Linked DNA regions of Homo sapiens: region 1 is linked to region 2. Evidence: chromatin loops called from intact Hi-C (ENCODE). Cell type or tissue: Calu3. All regions are shown on one strand.

The links. A loop is a pair of places that touch in the nucleus more often than their neighbours do. Peaks named below come from ENCODE experiments on the same cell type or tissue, not always from the same donor. Only the 100,000 strongest peaks of a DNase experiment are listed, where the experiment ranks them.
Region 1: it touches region 2 in a loop (7-fold over the local background); 23 of 110 quality-filtered maps call a loop at or near these places.

Annotation. Positions count from the first base shown.
Region 1 is chr1:231,230,609-231,238,608 of GRCh38, forward strand. All of the region lies in intron 2 of FSAF1 (40S small subunit processome assembly factor 1), which reads right to left. Among named protein-coding and RNA genes, the nearest start is that of FSAF1, 6.6 kb to the right of the region's middle. In Calu3, no CTCF peak of the experiment used is centred here; DNase peaks (open chromatin) are centred at 3,223 and 3,573.
Region 2 is chr1:231,586,604-231,594,603 of GRCh38, forward strand. The region is part of intron 4 of TSNAX-DISC1 (TSNAX-DISC1 readthrough (NMD candidate)); the gene reads left to right. LINC00582 (long intergenic non-protein coding RNA 582) reads right to left here. Exons shown (of 2, transcript NR_034037.1): 2 at 4,689-5,197. Among named protein-coding and RNA genes, the nearest start is that of LINC00582, 21 kb to the right of the region's middle. In Calu3, CTCF peaks have their summits at 4,175 (motif pointing left) and 4,381; a DNase peak (open chromatin) is centred at 4,178.

The DNA of each region.
Region 1 (8,000 bases), 360 kb before region 2:
CCACAATGGAGTCCACTTGCTCTCTCCTTCTCCAAACGGGAGCTGTGCTTCTGCTTAGCCTGGTTCCTCATCCCCCACCCCAGCCCCCACCACTGTATTTAAGGTGTGTGGGTTCAGACAGTCAGTCACTGCATGTTTTCATAGATGATGGCTTCTGACTCCCTATGAAATGACTCTTCAGATGATGAGGAACTCTGCACTTAATTCACAGGGGGGTTATTACGATATAACTGGATAAAGTGTGATAAGTGTGTGGCACAGGGTCCAAAAAACAGCAAGGCTTACCCAACGCTCTTATTCCTAATGGATCTACTGACCATACCATCAGCAGCATCATGGGCATCCACTGTCACATTGGACGCTGACTGGCTCTCCGTGGGCTTGGGGTGCTGATGGTAACAGAGGACGTGACAGCAGAGGACCACTGTCAGGGTCCAGGCGTATGGCCTAGCTCTGTGCTATTAATCACAACAGACGCACTTTCCATTTACTTCATCTTCCTTCCTGGCTTCAGATTTTCTTCAAACCTGTCTCCCACTTGGCTGACAGCATCAAGTGCCTTAACTGAGACCACAGGCATAGCACGGAGGACTCTGTGTGCGCCACTTCCATTTTATCCACACCAGAAAGAGTCTTATTCCTATTCTATGACTGGAAAAAATTCCACATTTACTTTGAAGTTACGATATCTTTTCCACTGCCATGCACATCTAATCTATTTACTATGACCATATCTAACCCCTATAAAAACAAACAAAACCCTGTATACCGTTCCCAGATCTCCAAGATCCCCTAAGATATTTACCGCCTTTTCTAAACATTTAAGTAATTCCTCTCTTCCCTCCTACCCGCTCCACTGAAGTAATGGCTAAATCAAGTCTCTAAGTTGAACATTTCTTTTTCTTTTTTTGAGACGGGGTCTCACTCTGTCGCCAGGCTGGAGTGCAGTGGCGCGAGGCACGTCAGATTTCTAGCAATACTGGAGATGTTATAGATGTTTTTGGCCGATCTGTTACTAGAGATTAGCATGAGAATGGAGCAATTTAAAGAGGATTTCAGCACAGTAATAAAATTCTTGGCCAACTGTATGATAGCTACTATGAGGCTGAAACCCCTGGGCCCTGGAAAGAGACCGGCCTACAAAAGAAAGGAGCAATGTCGGGCCTCTCCTAGTTCCTGCTGTCCCCATCAGCAGCCACGGAGAACACCTAATCCCCTGCACCTTGGCTGTGGGGACACCAGGGCTGAGGGGCCGACTAGACCAAGGGGAGGAGAGAGTCCCTTGGTGGTAGCTCTGGCACAGACACAGATACCTCGGTGTCCTCATCCCTCTTTAAACAGTTCACCAGAAACATCTTAGTTTTGTAGCTATTGATGGCTTTTTGAGAAAGGGTCTGAGGTCTAGATCTGTGCATGTATCAAACACAAACTTTTGGGAAAAAAAAATTCTTGCCTCATTATTTCATAGCTGCTGAGTCCCTATTAGCATGACCCACCACTGTCTAATTTTTATTTTTATTCATAGCTTGAGAATCACTTCAGTACATTATTCATAATACATGACCTGACTTAGAAACCATCAGTGGTCTCCTCGGTTTTCTTTCCCCCCATATTCTCTGCAGTAGGAGGCATTACTGCCCATAGGCAATACTGGGTCCTCCACTACTTCCAGGCACACAGGCGACTCACGCTTCCCCGTCTACTTGATGCTAGGAATGCCTAGGTGGCTTTCCCTGGCCAAAGAAACACGAGCAGAGGGGGTGTGTGCCTACTTCCACGTGGACCCCTTAAGAGCCCTTCATTAACTCCCCTTTCCTTCATTAAAGCAACTAACCACCCTCCAGATGGTGGCACCCCGTCATCCCGGGTCCCTAGGTGAGGATGGTGTGGCACAGGAGACCTGCCTCTGCAAATCCCGATGGCCATGTAACATGAGAAAAATTAATTTTTGTCTTTTAAACCACTGGGATGTAGGGACTATTTGTTATCAAATCACAGCCTAACCTATCGCAACTAATCTAGCCTTACTATCCCACACAAGGGAGAGGGATATGTATGGAGATTCTGAGAACTTATATGCTGGGCAGGGAAGAAGGAAGAAAAGCTAGAAAAAGAAAGAACAGTTTGGAAGAAAAGTGAGAGATGAAGGCAGGCAGTCCACCAGATTCAGCAAACCCGTCTATGGGGTGATTTAGGTATTTTCTCTTACGCGGCTTAGATTTTCTTTCTTTTTTAATCTATTAGTTGAAGTGCCCAACCAACCTGTCTCCAATTAGAGAGAGAGTAGCCCGGTAAACAAATGCTCTTTTAAAAATGCAGACGGCTGTATGAATATTAAGAAGTTTGTTCACACCTTGATGAGCCTAAATTACTTCAGCTAGATTACTTTCTTCCTAACACCCATCTGACACTGATCTACTCAGGAACAGGAAGTCTGGCGTAAAAGTAAGAAGAGGCACTGGAGCATGGAGGATTTCCGGGTGGAGTACCATGCAGTGGGCTACATCCACATTGCGGGGCAGTATGAGAGCTGCAAGAATTTGGGGAACGATCAAAGCTATTTGACTATAACTTGCAAGAAATGTCTCTGTCTGGCGATGGCTCAGAGTCAGTGTACTTGTGTCACTCAAAGGACAAAGAGCAGAGCCTAACCTCACCTATGCTCTCTCTAGTATAAAAGTTATGTACACAGTGTTGAAGCCAGAAAGCCTGGGGTCTGAACCCAACCTTTGGCACTTACTTCAGCTCCATAATCCTTTATCTGGCATCCTTAGGGTCAGGTTCCAGCTTTAAAATTCAGAAGTCTTTACATTTTAAAAAGGCAAAACTGAATATACTGAATATTACAGACCACTTCCAGTAGGGTCCAAGGCAGTAATCCATAATTAAACACATTAATATTTCTGTGGCAATATCTATGAATATTCACACCAAATGAGATGAACAAAAAATTTTTTTTTTTGAGACGGAGTCTTGCTCTGTTGCCCAGGCTGGAGTGTAGTGGCACAATCTCGACTCACTGCAAACTCCGCCTACCGGGTTCAAGCGATTCTCCTGCCTCAGCCTCCTGAGTAGCTGGAACTACAGGCGCATGCCACCACACCCGGCTAATTTTTGTATTTTTAGTAAAGACAGGATTTCACCATATTGGCCAGGCTGGTCTTGAACTCCTGACCTTGTGATCCGCCTGCCTCAGCCTCCCACAGTGCCGGGATTAAAGGCATGAGTCACCGTGCCCAGCCGAACAAAAATGATTTTTAAAAGCTTCATCAGGTTTTTCTGCCAAATAAATCTGCACCAATCTTAAAAGAAAAGGGATCAATCAAATTGTGGTTTCCAGAGCTCTGGGTGTTTGGAATTGCAGATATGGGGCTGTGAGGTTAATGTTTAACTACAGGCAAGTAACTTAACCTCTTGTAAGTCTCAAGCTTCTCTGTGAAATGAAGACAGGTGCCAGGAATTGTGAGGATTGAGACCATAAATGAGTTAATGAACATAAACAAACACTCTCAGTACACCCCCAATAAATATTAGCAATTCGCTATATGCTCAGGGGCGGCCTTCATGTACCTCAGTCTCAGGATGCAAAGGTCCCTTCTGATCTACAGAACACTATTCTATTATGTGTTTCTTATCTCTTTCTTATCTGAGGCCACAAAAGAGGCTAAGGTTCCTGAAACAGGGGCAGTGAATGATTCACGTTAAGATGGCCCAATGCTAGCTGTGGAGAAATGGCAGTGACACAGCTCTAAGGGCTGAGCAACACACAGGTGTGTTAAGCTACATCTGACGCTTTCATTGCTTAAAAGCATAAGAATTTTCTTCCTTACAGGCAGCCTTGCACTTATGAAAGAGTAGGTTTGCCCATTCATTTTTTTGAGATCACTAGTCCAGGCCACGCTATTTTGAACCTGGACCACTGCAACAAACCCCTACATCAGTCTCCTCATGCCTCTTGCTATTGCTCCCTTATAATCGATTCACCACATAGGAGCTACAGTGATCGTTTTAAAATTTAAATCAGATTACCTCATGCCCTTGCATGAAATTCTTTGGTGGCTTCTCATGTACTTAAGACTAAAGTCCCAAGGCTCACTACTGCCTATGAGACCTGGCAAGGGCTGGTCTCAGCCTGTCTCTCTTGTATTAGCACCAACCATTCTCCCTTCTGTCCTAGTCTTGCTAGACTTCTTCCAGCTCCTTGAACACACCAGGCCTCTTCATACCCCACAATGTTAGCAAGGCTGTTTTCTCCCTCCTTGGCTCACTCTTCCCTGCCCCATTCACCAGCACCATTTAATACAGCATTAGCCTGAATGTTACCTCCTGAGAGACCTCCCTGACCACTACATCTAGACCAGGTTCTGCATGGTACTCCAGGACCCTATTTGTTTATAATTCTTTCTAATTATATTGCTCAACTCCAAAGTAGATTGTACAGTATACTCCATAAAGGCAAAGCACTATTATCTTCTTCACTGCTCCATCTGCAAGGTCTGCAGACAGCAGGCACCCAGTGATTGGTGGAATAAATGGAGGAATGAATATGTGATCCCATACTATTTCCAGCCAAATTACTTGTATAGTCACTACATTAAAAATGGGACATGGGCCGGACGCAGTGGCTCACGTCTGTAATCCTAGCACTTTGGGAGGCCAAGGAGGGCAGATCACGAGGTCAAGATCGAGACCATCCTGGCCAACATGGTGAAACCCCATCTCTACTAAAAATACAAAAGTTAGCTGGGCATGGTTGTGTGCACCTGTAGTCCCAGCTACTCAGGAGGCTGAGGGAGGAGAATCGCTTGAACCCGGGAGGCGGAGGTTGTAGTGAGCTGAGATCAGGCCACTGCACTCCAGCCTGGTGACAGGGCAAGACTCCATCTCAAAAAAAAAAAAAGGGACATGATGGCTGGGCACAGTGGCTCTCACACCTGTAATCCCAGTGCTTTGGGAGGCTGCGGCAAAAGGACTTCTTGAGATCAGTGGTTCAAGACCAAGCCTGGGCAACAAAACAAGACCCCAACTCTACAAAAAATTTTAAAATGAGCCAGGCATAGTGGTGTGCCCTATAGTCTTAGCTACTTGGGAGGCTGAGGCAGGAGGATGGCTTGGGCCCAGGAATTGGAGGCTGCAGTGAGCTATGATCACACCACTGCATTCCAGCAGGAGTGACAGAGTGACACCCTGTCTCTAAACATAAAAAAATATATATAAATGGTGGCCAAGTTCCGAGATGACCCCATGAAAACCTGCTTCAATGCACGATGCAGCTTAATCATAGAATTTATAGCACAAGTTCTGGAAAAATAGGGTAATTTCCTGGGTCTAGGCAGGGCCAGCTGGATTGTTGTCCAACTCACCATCCCCTTCTTCCTTTCTCAAGCATTCTCTAAAAATGACCAGCTGATGCTATGATTGGTCATGGAGATTACCATTACCCATCATATATTTTTGCCACCCATGTCTGTTTAACTGTCCTACAATGGCTTAGAAGTTTTTAGAGAACAAGGGCACAACTATACTTTCCCATGTTACACAAACTCAGCACAGCTGGTGTATTCCAATTAGCACCAGTTGGCTGACTACCCTTTAACTTGGCATACCCAGGATATGCCATAAGAACTAGCATTATATTCATGTGTATTTATTTCCACACCGCAATGTCAACATTCTGAGGTCATTTTACAGGTGTATGTGTTTTTAATGTGTCCACATTCTGTTTCCTTAACCAGACACACTCACATTTTCAAAGGACACATTTAAAAAAAAAACAAGAGGAAAGGGCAGAGAGCAGCAATGACAAATGAAAATTTTCATTAAGGTCAGGAAGTTCAAAACGTAGAGTGAGCTGAGGCTCCTGAGAAGAGCCAACTAGAATGCATCAGGGCTCGCTTGGAACGGGAAGCAAAAGACAATTTGACAGACTGCCACAGATGTTCTATTATTAAGCAACAGGGAAATGCAGACTCATTCAATCCCAACTCTTCTGTCTTTTCTATTAAAAAGAAAACTTTCCATTCCAGAAAAAAGAACATGAGGGAATATAAGAGGAAACTGAAGTCTGAGACATTTGAAGAAACAAGAAAGGGTGCCTAAATGCTTTATGTTAGTTGAAGTCTTCAAATGCTGAATTATATTGCAAAGCAGTGCTCACCAACATTTTTCATATCATGACACATACAGAAAATACCAGTATTTGTAGGGTACACTGGGGTACTGGGAGATGGCCAGCTTCGGGGCTCTGGTTGCCCCAAACACCAAGGGAATCCATTTCTTGACCCTCCCGTAACAGTTCCCAGAGCCTTATATTTGGAACATAAGAGTTAAGAAGCTTATCTAGAATCCTAAAATAAAGGTAGACATGGTTACAGATTCACTAATAATCTTTTTTTTTTTTTTTGGAGAAAGGGTCTCGCTCTGTCACCCCCGCTGGAGTGCAGTGACACAATCACAGCCCACTGCAGTCTCGACTTCCTGAAGTCAAGCAATCCTCTGGCCTTGGCATCCCAAAGTGCTCGGATTACTGGCGTGAGCCACCACGCTCAGCCTGCAGAATGCGCTAACGATCTTTGAGGAAGAGATGCCAGCAAGCTTGATATGAAATGCTACCTGAATTTTAGAAAAGATTATACAGATGGTTTTTAAAACCATAAAGATGTGGCAAACACTGGACACTAACATACATTTATACATTCATAAAGAACAATGCAAGCCAAACCATCTTCGTAGTGGGTAGAATTGTGGCCTCTAAAAACATATGGCCATGTCCTACTCCTCTTCAGAACCTGTGAATGTGATCTTACTTGGAGAGGGATCTTTATAATTAAACATCTCAAAAGGAGATCATCCCAGATTCAGGGTGGGCCTAAAGCAAAGAGGAAGGCAGAGGGAAACATGAGACTCAGGGACACAGGGATGAAAACCACATTAAGACGGAGGCAGAGATTATAGTTATGCAACCACAAGCCAAGGAAACTGTTAGAGCTACCTTCTGGTCAGAGGCAAAGGATTCTCCCCCAAAGCCCTCAGAGGGAGCATGGCCCTGCCAACACTTTGATTTTGGACTTCTGGACTACGGAACTGTAAGAGAATACATTTCTGTTGGTTTAAGTCACCATGTTTGTGGTAATTTGTTATAGCAGGCTTAGAAACTAATACGTTCAATCCTCACTTCTTTGTTGATAGACAAAGGTTTGCAGGACGTGGGGGATGTTACAGAAATGGAATAGCAATGAATTTGTCAAAGCCATTATGATATTCTTGTGAATAGATAAATTAAAAACATTTGGGGCCAGGCGCAGTGGCTCACGCCTGTAGTCCCAGCATTTGGGGAAGCCAAGGCGGGCAGATCACGAGGTCGGGAGATCAAGACCATCCTGGCTAACATGGTGAAACCCTGACTCTACTAAAAATACAAAAAACTAGCCAGGCGTGGTGGCAGGCACCTGTAGTCCCAGTTACTTGGGAGGCTGAGGCAGAAGAATGGCATGAACCTGGGAGGTGGAGCTTGCAATGAGCTAAGATCGTGCCACTGCACTCCAGCCTGGGCAACAGAACGAGACTCCGTCTCAAAAAAAAAAAAAATTAAAAACATTTGGAGGAGCAACCACACCTCCCTTGGGGACTGAATTTTAGGTGAGATTTACAAGCTCACTCTGAAAAAGATTACTGCTCAGAAAAATCAAATTGCTTTTCCACCAGCATTGCTTTTCCTCGAGAGCAAGAATTTCTATACATTTGGTTCACTGCTATATCCCAGTGCCTACAACTGTGGCTAGCACATAACAGGAATGCCAGAAAGAGTTGCTGTAAGAGTTAACTCAGCAGGCCTGTGTTTACCAAACCCTGCACATTCCCAAGAAAGTCCTATTTTCATGACTGGCAGTTGGCTGCCTCCTGAGAATTGAGCAATTAGAATATTCTGCCTGATCAGAGTGTTTTTGCATACCTGAGGTCTTGAGCCACTGCTGTACCAAGTTTTCCCAGACAGTTTATAC
Region 2 (8,000 bases):
GAGAGAGAAGGGGAAGCACTTGGCTGGAGCAGGGGCTTGCATAGCCTCTGGTAGCCACTGACAAGACCTCAGCACGGGAGGCCAACCCTCAGACGCATTGCTGTTCATTTAGTCAAAATGCTGAGCTGTACAATTAGAAAAAAATAACTCATTGTCCCTTCTCTCAAGATGCTGACAGGTTCATGGGGGAAATCAAACACCTTCAAGAAAAAGTAAGCATCCTACAAAGTAGTAACACAATTTACGTAGGAAGTTGGATTTAAAAAAAACTAATTTTTAGGCCTGGTGAGTTGTCTTATGCCTATAATCCCAATATTTTGGGAGGCCAAGGTGGGAGGATCGCTTGAGCCCAGGAGTTTGAGACCAGCCTGGGTAACTTAGCGAGACCCCAATCTACACAAAATTAAAGAATTAGCCAGGACTGGTGGTTTGCACCTATAGTCCCAGCTACTTGGGAGGCTGAGGTGGGAGGATCACTTCAGCCCAGGAGGTCACAGCTGCAGTGAGCGGTGATCCTGCCATTGCACTCCAGCCTGAGCAACAGAGTGAGACTGTCTCAAAAAAAAAAAAAGAAAGAAACTCTGTTTTTCATAGAGAGCCTACAGACATTTCTTAAGGGGAATCAGCTGTAGTCTAGTTAGGGAATTATGCAAATATATCAAAGAACTACATTACTTTTTTTTTTTTTTTTTTTTGAGAAGGAGTCTGGCTGTATCACCCAGGCTGGAGTGCAGTGGTGCAATCTCAGCTCACTGCAGCTTCTTCCTCCAGGGTTCAAGTGATTCTCCTGCCTCAGCCTCCCAAGTAGCTGGGACTACAGGCATGCACCACCACACCCAACTAATTTTTTTTGTATTTTTAGTAGAAATGGGGTTTTGCCATGTTGGCCAGGCTGGTCTTGAACTCCTGATCTCAAGCGATACCCCTGCCTTGGCCTCCCAAAGTGCTGGAATTATAGGCATGAGCCACTGCACCTGGCCTAGATCACTTTTATTAGTATGTGATTTGAAACAGAGCACATGTAGTTCATCTAACAAACTTCGTAGAACATTTCTTTACAGTGTAGTACCATTGTAATGCAAATGGCATTTATAATGCAGAGGGAGAGGTTTGACATATCGTTTTACTCTTTGAGATACAGCGTGTTCCTAGTGTGGTATTTTTTTTACCTTGTTTGGAAACCAGTTAGCACAGCTAACCTTTGTCTCATGGAAACTTAAATCACTGTTGGTTAACCTGGGGGCCCAGCCATCATCTGTACTGATGATCACCTAGTGATGGTTACATTCTAGTGCGGTGTCTGAATGTCCGAGGTATATTTGGATCACTTTTAACTGAAGACCCAGTCTTTGTTTGTTTTTTTTTTTTCCAAGACGGAATGTTGTACTGTCGCCCCAGGCTGAAGTGCAATGGCACAATCTCGGCTCATTGCAACCTCTGTCTCCTGGGTTCAAGAGATTCTCCTGCCTCAGCCTTCCAAGTAGCTGGGATTATAGGCGCCCACCACCACGCCTGGCTAATTTTTTGTATTTTCAGTAGAGATGGGGTTTCACTATGTTGGCCAGGTTGGTCTCGAACTCCTGACCTCGTGATCCACCCGCCTTGGCCTCCCAACATGCTGGGATTACAGGCCTGAGCCACCGCGCCAAGGCTAGGACCCAGTCATTTAATGGTCTATATTTCTGTGCAGTTTTTAGCTAATATAATACTACAGTGGCCTTCTTTACGGGCATGGTTGTTTATTTTATTTAAAAAGTAACTTTAAAAATTATTGTCCTAAAATCTCATTCTGAATTACTCTTCTGTTGTTCTCAGTGTGTGTAAGAATCTTGCCTTGGGCTTGTTTTGAATCCCCCAGCCAGGAGTGGTAGGAACTTTGGAGTTCACTGATTAACAGCAAATGGTGGGAAAGCGCAGAATTTCCTGGAGCCACATGATTTGGTAGCAGGTGCAAAGGGAACTCTATGGTTTGAGCTATTACATCCCAGAGGCATGATCGAAACAAAACCTCTTTTTAAATGGGGTTAACCTAGAAGGTGACAATTAAAATGTTGAGAGATATTGTTAGGACAGCCACTGTGGGCAAGTAGTGGTGCCCATAGGAGAGATGCCAGAAGACGACTAAGGAGGTGTCACAACCAGGAGCAGAGACCCTGCAGATGGCAACTCACAACAAAGAGAGCGAGGATCAGGTCAAAAGCTCAGGGGGCTGTTCAACAAATTTTGATAAAGGTGACGTGGAGTTCAATCTGAAACCAGGAAGTGGAAGACCTCCCTGTGTCCCCTACAACATCTGTCAACAACGCCTGCCTTTGTGTTAAAACGAGGCCGGAATGGGGAGCAAACTAAAGAACGGGGACCAGTTTCCTCTCTTTGTGCCCCAGTTCCCCCTCCTTTGTATACACCCTCCATCCTGAATAGACTCTGGTTCTCAGCGCTAACACCGACAACATTCATCCTGTAGAGAAACAAATGTTGCTCAGAAGGACACAGCCAAAGAATCATCAGAGAGTTGGGAGCCAAGACCCCCGAGGTAGCACTTGTGGAAATCAAGTCTACATAAGATAACCCATGCAAACAAGCCAAACAAGGCCAACATTGAATGTCACATAGACTGTTTTTTTCCCATCATAAGGCAGAACTTTGATAGAACAGCGAGCAACTTGACGACATGGTTTTAGACTGTTAGACCCTAGTGGCGGCCACGACTGGCTGATGAGTGTTTCCCTCGTTGGGCATTTTAAAAAAAATCACTAAATACTTTATATCTCTTAGAATTTTTGTTGTAAACATGTTGAAAGAGCTGTTTTAGAATTAGCTAGACATTGATTTTTTTCTGATTTTTATGTCACTCTTGTGCACAGATTAAAAAAAGAAAATACAAACAAATCTAATTGGTCAAGGTATTCCTAAACGTTTTTGCATTCAGAGGCTCTTTCATCAATCATCTCCACCCCCCAACCCTGGCTTTACTGAAGTATGATTGACAAATAAAAATTGTACACATTTGGCCGGGCGCAGTGGCTGACGCCTGTAATCCCAGCACTTTGGGAGGCCAAGGCAGGTGGATTACCTGAGGTCAGGAATTCAAGACCACCCTGACAACATGGTGAAACCTCATCTCTACTAAAAATACAAATTTAACTGGGTGTGGTGGTGCATGTCTGTAATTCCAGCTACTTGGGGAGGCTGAGGCTGGACAATCGCCTGAACCCGGGAGGCGGAGATTATAGTGAGCTGAGATCACGCCATTGCGCACCAGCCTGGGCAACAAGAGCAAAAAAACTCTGTCTCAAAAAAAAAAAAAATTGTCACTTTGGGAGGCCAAGGCGGGTGGATCACGAGGTCAAGAGATCGAGACCATCCTGGCTAACATGGTGAAACCCCGTCTCTACTAAAAATACAAAAATTAGTTGGGCGTGGTGGTGTGTGCCTGTAGTCCCTGTTACTTGGGAGGCTGAGTCAGGAGAATCGCTTGAACCCAGGAGGTCAAGATAGCAGTGAGCTGAGATTGTGCCACTGCACTCCAGCCTGGCAACAGAGTGAGACTTTGTCTCAAAAAACAAAAAAATTGTACACATTTAAGGTGTACAATGTGATGTTTTGATATATGTGTACATTGTGAAGTGATTATCACAATCAAACTAGTCACATATCTGTCATGTTTGTTTGTGTGTGGTGTGAATGCTTAAGATCTATTTTCTTAGCAAATTTCACGTATACATTTTTTTCCCCTTTTTTAAAGAGATAGGATGTCACTACATTGGCCAGGCTGGTTTCAAACTCCTGGGCTCAAGCAATCCTCTACCTCAGCCTCCTGAGTAGTGGGGATTACAGAGGCATGCCACAGTACTCCACAACACATTATTATTAACTATAGTCACCGTGCTGTAAAGTAGGTTTCCAGACCTTATTCACCTTATAACTGAAGTTTTGTACCCTGTAACCAACATCCCCCAGTCCATGGTAACCACCATACTACTACTCCGTGTTATGGTGAGCTCGACGTTTATTTAGATTCCACACGAGTGAGATATGCAGTATTTGTCTTTCTGGGTCTGGCTTATTTCACTTAAGATAATGTTCTCCAGGTTCACCAGTGTTGTAGATCCTTGGGCATTTTTAGAAGTGAAGGTCTGCCTGTGAAGATTTCCTAGAAGCTTCTGCCCTCTAGCGCCCAGCCTGAGAGGTAGTGTGGCACCATCCCTACTTATCCGTGCTTCCTTCCTCAATTTACAAATCGTGATTCAGCGTGAGAAAATGATAAAGTCAGCAGGATGGAGGTGAGTAGTGCAAATACATAGCAAATACTGTAAAGATTGATGGAAGAGAAATTGGGAGAATCTAGTTAACTAGACCCAAAAGCATGCACACACCAGTATTATTTCCTTCCCTTTCTCTCGCCCCCTCCGCTTGTAAGTTACCCTCCACCCCATCCCTTCTCCAGGAGAAACGTGCAGCCAGTCCTCAAAGTCCCCCATCACTGGTCATGTCCTTAATCTCCCTGCTTTCTTCTGCCCTTCTTTCCAAGTGGAGAATGTGGGTTACCTGGTGGGAGAAAGCAGATCTGACTGAAGTTCTCTATGGACTCCAGTAGAAGGCATAACTTCGTATAGGTGGGCCTATATCCGTCATTTATTGTTTTCTAAAAACAGATTTGTTATGATGAGAAAAATAATGCACGCTAATTGCAGAAAAGTACAAATTCCCTCACTTATTTATTTCTGCATGCAGATGCTTATTTAACTCAGGCTAAGTAGGTTAAGGTAAGAAATTCTGGAATGGGAAGACAGATCATTAGAGAAGAGGATAGTGGAGCTTCTAAGAGAGTCCAGGTAGGGATCACACCCAGACTCTGCATTCTTTCCCCTCCTCTGAACGCTGCCCCTTGACGTTCTTCGGTTTCCCTTCCTTCAGAGCATGTGCCCAATATCACTGTACACATTCACGTAGTTCTTTCCGCCTCTGACCTGTGATTGCTTGGGGATCTGAGCACCACGGACTGGACTGGGGTGACCTGGTGGGTTGGGCTGAATGCGGGCGCTGGGGCAGCTGCCATGGCCAAGCCTTGCCCTGGAGAACAGCTGTGCTGGGCCCACTCAGACGTACGTGCCTCCCCAGCAGACTGGCTGCATCTGGTATCCTCTTTGACTTCATCTGCATCTCTGTAACTCGAGGTCAAGCAGAAAAGAATAACCTGTTGAAATAACAAATCCATTAAGTTATTTTTAAATATGGATAAGTAAAAAATAAGAAAACAGAAATGGTTTATAATCCCACCTCCTAGCTAGCCTTTGTGGATATTTAAAAAATTACAGGCACAGCCTTAAAATGTGCAAAACAGCACGGGAAAGTCCAAATGAAAAGTAGACAGACTTTCTTTCCAGCAGTCCTTCATTTCAAAGATAACCATTACTGTCTGGGAAAAAAATATGTATGTGTATACTATCTTTTAAAATTTGTAGAACATAGATTTTTTTCCATATTCATTCTGCTGCTTTTTTCTTTTTTCACTTCCTATTTCTCAGAGATATTTATACATTGGCACATCTAGATGTAATTAATACTTCTTAAAAGTGCATAGAATTCCATTTGTAAGGTAGCGTAATTTATTTAGCTTCTTCCTTACTCATGGATATTCAGGGTTTAGTTTTCTCGCTATAACCACATTGCAATGAACGTATGCTTATGTCTGTCTTGGAATATTTTTGTTGGTGTAATCGACAGGGTAATTTCATAGGAGTGGAAGTGCCAAGTTGCATAATGTGGAACTACACTTTAAAAAGGTATTGGTACAGTTTGTCAAATTGCCCTTAAAAAAGATCATACACATTTGGCCGGGCTTGGTGGCTCATGCCTGTAATCCCAGCACCTTGGGAGGCCAAGGTGGGCAGATCACCTGAGGTCAGGAGTTCAAGACCAGCCTGGCCAACATGGCGAAACCCCGTCTCTACTAAAAATACAAAAATTAGCCAGGCGTGGTGGTGGATGCCTGTAATCCTAGCTACTCAGGTGGCTGAGGCAGGAGAATCGCTTGAACCTGGGAGGCAGAGGTTGCAGTGAGCAGAGATCTCACCATTGCACGCCAGCCTGGGCAACAAGAGCAAAACTCTGTCTCAAAAAAAAAAAAAAGCATAGAAGTTTATACTCTCACCACAAAGTGAACAAGGTTGAGCATCTTTTCATATGTAAAATGACAGTTAATATTCCTTTTTCTGTCAATTGCTTATTCATATTCTTTGCTGATTTTTCCATTGGGTTCAGCATTTACTGATTTGGCTGAGCTTGATAAATTAAGAAAATTAGGCTTTTGTCTTTCATTGTATTTTATAAATGTTTTCTCCAATTTGTCTTGTGTTTTAACTTTGTGTTTAGTTCTTGTTTTTGTTTGGTTTGGTTTTTGCTGCAGCAGCATTTTTAACATTTCATACAGCAAATTTGGCAGAGCACCTTTAGGCTATTGGCTTTTCTGTCTTATTTTGAAAGGTCTTCCCCACTGCAAGCTTATACATCAATTTACCCATGCTTTTTATTTAAAACAACAACAACAGCAGCCGCCACCACATGGTTGTTGTCAGGAAAGCCAGCTAGTAAATGCAGAAAGTTTATAAAATACACTTAAGAAACAGAAAAAAATGTTATCGTGAAATTGCTAGAGATAGTCACTGTGAATATTTTGTCATAGAAAGTTCTTGCCTTTGTGAAGGACGTGAACAGACACTTCTCAAAAGAAGACACTTATGCAGCCAAAAAACACATGAAAAAATGCTCACCATCACTGGCCATCAGAGAAATGCAAATCAAAACCACAATGAGATACCATCTCACACCAGTTAGAATGGCAGTCATTAGAAAGTCAGGAAACAACAGGTGCTGGAGAGGATGTGGAGAAATAGGAACACTTTTACACTGTTGTTGGGACTGTAAACTAGTTCAACCATTGTGGAAGTCAGTGTGGCAATTCCTCAGGGATCTAGCACTAGAAATACCATTTGACCCAGCCATCCCATTACTGGGTATGTACCCAAAGGACTATAAATCACACTGCTATAAAGACACATGCACATGTATGTTTACTGTGGCATTATTCACAATAGCAAAGACTTGGAACCAACCCAAATGTCCATCAGTGATAGACTGGATTAAGAAAATGTGGCACATATACACCATGGAATACCATGCAGCCATAAAAAATGATGAGTTCATGTCCTTTGTAGGGACATGGATGAAATTGGAAATCATCATTCTCAGTAAACTATCGCAAGAACAAAAAACCAAACACCGCATATTCTCACTCATAGGTGGGAATTGAACAATGAGAACACATGGACACAGGAAGGGGAACATCACACTCTGGGGTCTGTTGTGGGGTGGGGGGAGGGGGGAGGGATAGCATTGGGAGATATACCTAATGCTAGATGACGAGTTGGTGGGTGCAGCACACCAGCATGGCACATGTATACATATGTAACTAACCTGCACATTGTGCACATGTACCCTAAAACTTAAAGTATAATAATAAATAAATAAAAGAAAGTTCTTGCCTTTGATTCTATGCAGTAACTGACTGTATTTTGATGTCATGAATTATACTTGTTAAATATTTGAGTTATATTTTTTAAAAAAAGTTTTTTCAGCTGTAATTTATATATCATGAAATTCACCCATTTTAGATGTATAATTCAATGATTTTTAGTAAACTTACAGAATTGTGCAATCATCACTACAATCTAAGTTTAGAACCTTTATTTCCTTCACCCCGGAAAGAAACCGTGTGTCCATTTGCTGTCACTCTCCATTCCCTCCCCTCAGCCTTAGGCAACCAATAATCTACTTCCTGTCCCCATGGATTTGCCTTTTTTGAACATTTTATATAAATGGAATCATACAATATGTATGTTTTTGTGTGTTTGGCCTCCTTCACTTTTGTGTGTTTGGCTTGATTTGTGTTTGCTGAAGTTGGGGCACATTCAGAATGGGGTTGACACCTTAGGAAGTGG